Regions from separate parts of the Homo sapiens genome. Here region 1 is linked to region 2. The links are chromatin loops, found by intact Hi-C in ENCODE. Cell type or tissue: GM12878. All regions are shown on one strand.

Region 1 (2,500 bases), 390 kb after region 2:
AAATTCTAAAAGACAGGAAGGTGGCCCCTAAGCATATAATCAAATCTCCACCAGGGACAATTTGCAGAAGAGATGATAATCTTTTCACTGACTATTCACTGCTGACTATCATCTTACTCAAGAATTCCCCTAATGGCAAAGCAGTATTTATCAGTAGTTAGCCATTTTCCTTCAAAATGTATTTAGTTTCTATTTTTCAGTTAGGGACAAGACATAATCAGCTGCAAGGGAGCCATAGCGAGATGGTGGGTCAGCAAGGTGAAGGGACAGCTAAGGAATGGGTGGACTGAAGGCCAAGAGAGGATGATACAAGGTCAAGTACTAAGGGAAAACCTTGCTCAAGTTCGGGAAGAGAAACCTCATCCAAGCCACGTTGGGCAGGCCAGCCTGGCCATGCATGCTTAACCATATCATCTGCATGAGGAAGGGTCATGGGAAGCCTCTCTCTGGAGGGTTACAATATTGAACATCTTTTAACCAGAATTCCATGTGTGTCCCACAGAGAATTGTGAAGGCAGTGATTTATAATCCAATGAAATCATTTAACAATATATAATAAGCTCTCATCTGAACCACATGTTCAGTCAACAGGATTTGAAATGAATGTTGCTGAAAATTGTGCCAGCTATTCAGAAGATGCTGTGGCTCTGAAGTGTTAAGGGAGCTAATTCAGATGGCATTCCTCTTTTGAGAAGACAAATTGCAGAAAGAGAAAAGTTATCAACTTTTTCATGGTTGGCTGCTTCATATTCCCCAAAGTCTGGGGAGAAGACTGTTTTTTTTCCCGTGGGGAGTTCATGGGTGGAGACTGCAGCCATGACTCTGAAGGAAGGAAGGTCAATCATGCATTTATTTGTTCATTAGTTAACTCATTTATTTATTCATAACTCTTGAAAGAGTCCATGATTCTCATAGTCTGATCTCTGTACTCACACAAATAAACACAGTTCAAAGCCAGTAAGGAAAAAGGGAAGGGAATTTCAATTTATTTATTTATGTATTTTGAGATGAGTCTCGCTCTGTCACCCAGGCTGGAGTGCAGTGGCGCAATCTCAGCCCACTGCAACCTCTGCCTTTCGGGTTCAAGCAATCCTCTGCCTCAGCCTCCTGAGTAGCTAGGATTACAGGCGCCCACGACCACACCTGGCTAATTTTTAAAATATTTTTAGTAGAGACAGGGTTTCACCATCTTGGCCAGGCTGGGTCTTGAACTCCTGACCTCATGATCCACCCACCTCGGCCTCCCAAAGTTCTGGGATTACAGGCGTGAGCCACTGCGCTGGCCCTCAATCTATTTTTAAATAAAACTTTAATCTGAAAGAATTCCAATTCAGAAATGATGCTTCTTGGGTATCAACAAGATCATAAGTCTCAACAGTCAACTTCTTTTCCATTTCTTTTTTTCTCTGCTACAATTTCTGAAATCCTGCACTAATCTTGAACACCTGTTCTCAAACCAAGCAAATCAACTCAAAAGAAACTAAAACTCTCCCCTCTCTCTTGTCAAACCTCAGCTTCTTCCTCTCTTTCTCTTCCTCTCTCCTCTCTTGAATATATATTATTCTGATTTCACTCACTAACTTTTCACACTCATCTGCCACCTACTGATGTTGTTAGGACTTTCTCCTCAGTTCAGCTAAAAACTGGGTTCTTGTCACATGACCAGGAAAGATTAGGTTCGTGGACACACAGAAGGGTGAGAAAAACAGAATTTATTGGGCCAAACAAAACAAAACAAACAAACAAACAAAACTCTCAGCAAAGCGAGAAAGATTCCTGTTCACAGGCCCCCATCTCACTGATTGAATCCCAGGTCCACCCAGGAACCGGAGAGGCCAGGCTCCTCCCCACCTCCGCAACTGGCAGGAACTTCCCAAGGCCCCGTCCCATCCTCCCAGTGCTCAGGTCAGTCGGAAGTTCTCTGGGGAGCCATTTTTACTTGGCTGTCTCAGTGAGACAGTTTTCTACCTAGTTTTCAAATCTGAGCAAGAAAAGCCTAGAAATCTGTTGAGGGGAGATGAGGAGAGTGACAGGATAGTGGTCTCTACCTGGGGGTTGAGTCAGAGGCTGGGGCATGCTTAGTGAATGTCTGACGCCATCCCATGTTTATTCAATATCTTGGACAAAGGTTTTGGGCTCCTATTTTGTGCCAGCTTGCATGCCAGACTCTGGGGAGACAAAGGTTTTGAGCTCCTATCTTGTGCCAGTGTGCATGCCAGGCTCTGGGGACACAAAGGTAGACAAGGCACTGTCCCTATCCTCCAGAAATTGAGCAGTCTGGTGCAGAAGGCAGAGAAGCAAAGAACAAATTATAATGGCCTGTGAGAAACACCCTTCCAGATTTGAGCAGAGACCTCTGGGGGACCCTTCCCTGGGGGTAGGGAGGTAAGCGCTGGTGAGACTTGGGAAAGTCTTCTGGAGAGAGGTGACCTCTGAAGCAAAGTTATTAGGGGTTGGCCAAGTTGGAGTGGGGATGCAGAGGAGAGGGGGATGGAATGAC
Region 2 (2,500 bases):
TTTTATTTACATAAGATATACACCATATTCAGGAGCAAGCCTTCCAGACCCCAGCTTCTTACTTTTGGCAAAGAAAAGTGCGTGTGGACATGTGTGTGTTGCAAAGGTGGCAGGGAGGGAGGATTCTCAAATGTTTCCAGTATATGTTTTCCTTGACAGATTAAATAATAATAGAAAGTTATGACATTAAAAATACATCATTCGAAATAATGTTGACGTGTCTTTTCCTATATACATTTTTTCTTTTGTGGTAGGTGGCGTAATGTTACACAACTTTTAAAAAGTGCAAGGCAGGCTGTGAATTACTTCTTTCAAATCTTTACGTCAAGGGAGCAACTTTTCAAAAGTTATTCCGAAGCCCAGGATTTCTGCTCCCCACACCTAAACCCCAAACCACTTGTGAAAATTCAGCTTTTCAAACAGAGCTTGGCTCTATTACTTCCAGCTGTCTCTATCTTGCCAAGTGTCCTGACACACACATATTCTATCGGTAAATCAACAGAGAAAGAGAAGAGAATGTTAAAAAAAAAAAAAAAAAAGTGGAACTCTAAAAAATGAATATAAAATGCCTAAACATCTCTATTTTCAAAAGGTATATATGCACATACCAAGGTAATTTTCTACAATTATCAGAGTTGTCCTTTTTCACATCTAAGTATTATACTATCACCCCCTTTTTGAGAATGTGTTTTACACACACACACATACATACACACAACACACACACGCACACACATACACACACACACATTGTATTTTTCAAGTGTGATTGAAATCGTTTACTTTATCTGACCTCATGCCATTTCTATGAACTGCTACCTAACTTGAGTCCTATAGACGAGACTTAGTGCAGTCCGTGGAGAAGCATGGTGACTCAAATCATATGCGGCCTCCACCTTCATCTCTCCAGCTGTAGAATCACTGTGTGCCGATATCTACAGTGACATTTTCAAAATTAGATACTCTATATGGGGGAAAGCATGGGCCCCAACTCACAAGGACAAAGCAAGGACTGCTTGGTATTTTATTTCTGTGGCAGGTTATTTAGGATACAAGGGGCACTAATTGGCACCCTCCCAAGCTGTGACATTTGTGATCTGCTGCCAAAGGGCAAGAGAAAGATGTGTAGCTGCCTTTTCTTCCTTGTGTGCCATCAAACAGATACCAAAGCAATCGTCTCCATTCTGACTCTGAGAACTCTGGGACAGCTTAGCTGACAGACTTAACCATTTCCCCACTCCCCCATCCCATCATTTTGAAGGGGGCAGTTTGAGTTTGTTCAAATGTGGTGTGGGCAAAATCACTTCAAGTGGAGGGGTGCTTAGGGAAGAGGGAGAGATATCTACTTTGGCTTGTAATTGTGTATTAGCTTGGTGCAAAATGAATGGCAAAAGCCGCAATTACTTTTGCACCAACCTAATACGTAGACTTCTGAACTCCCATCTCCTCTGGGCCTTATGCCTGCCAGACAAGCATTTTCCCCCAGGCTGTTAAGAGGTATTGACAATGGCACATTTTAAACTCTAGGGGGAGCTCCTGGCACCCACTTACCAGGAGGTCACTATGGTAAAGGTGGAGCTCAGTATGCTAAGTAAATGGGGTTAGAAGTGAAACTTCTCTGATAATGGTGATGCTCTTGACTTTTCAGGTTCTTCCTTGTTGCTTTCTCTGAACTTCTGCATGGTATGTGCTTTTATAACCCTATTGATTTAGCCTTTTCTCCTTTACAACCGGTCACATAAGTTAGGGCCGGCGCAGCCTGCTGTTTGGGAGGGTTCCCATCCTGTCAACCATGAAAAGCGCAAGGTAACCAGAGAATAGGGCTGGAATGGGATGCTTATCCAAACTCTGCCCTAGTCGGAGGGACATAGATCTTGTCCTCTTTTCCATGTCTTCCTGCTTGCTTCCTCCTCTGCTTTTCTTCCATTGGAGTGGAAAAATCAAGAAAGCCTAGAAAAGAGCTGGCCTAAATTCCAGCCCCTAATTCTCAGATAGCAAAAGAATGCTGAGGGTTACAAGGTCTTACCAGTTTTCCAGTATGAATACGGGATAGGGATTTATAGTCAGTCCCAGAAAGAGGATGTCTTGTTTGTGGGTTCCTGTGTTTATATCCCAACAACCCAGTGCACTGGTAAGTGTTGAGAAATGATTCAAGGATGTGGAATCATCTTGAAGTCACTGTAGACACCTGACCAACAGCAGTCATAGGCCACTGAGGGAAAGAATGCTGGTGTCCTATCACTGCAGAAGCTCCAAGTGGCAGCCTACTATGAGTTTAGACTGACTTACGGAGATAATAAACACTTTTATGACTGAGCCAACCAGATGTTGGAATGGTGGAATCCAGTAACAGATTAACCTAACTGAATCTAATTGCTGCACATTCAGACTGAGTGATTGATGCTCCACTGATCTTGCATATAGCCAAAATATTCATCTACTGCACGACAGCTGATTCTGCCCATACTTGTTGACATGGCACGTTTGACTTTAGTCACAT

What was found. Peaks named below come from ENCODE experiments on the same cell type or tissue, not always from the same donor. Only the 100,000 strongest peaks of a DNase experiment are listed, where the experiment ranks them.
Region 1: it touches region 2 in a loop (5-fold over the local background); 3 of 110 quality-filtered maps call a loop at or near these places.

Annotation. Positions count from the first base shown.
Region 1 is chr20:15,267,156-15,269,655 of GRCh38, reverse strand. The region is part of intron 6 of MACROD2 (mono-ADP ribosylhydrolase 2); the gene reads right to left. Among named protein-coding and RNA genes, the nearest start is that of MACROD2-AS1, 340 kb to the right of the region's middle. In GM12878, no CTCF peak of the experiment used is centred here; a DNase peak (open chromatin) is centred at 1,538.
Region 2 is chr20:15,653,356-15,655,855 of GRCh38, reverse strand. All of the region lies in intron 8 of MACROD2 (mono-ADP ribosylhydrolase 2), which reads right to left. Among named protein-coding and RNA genes, the nearest start is that of MACROD2-AS1, 730 kb to the right of the region's middle. In GM12878, a CTCF peak has its summit at 1,525 (motif pointing right); a DNase peak (open chromatin) is centred at 1,515.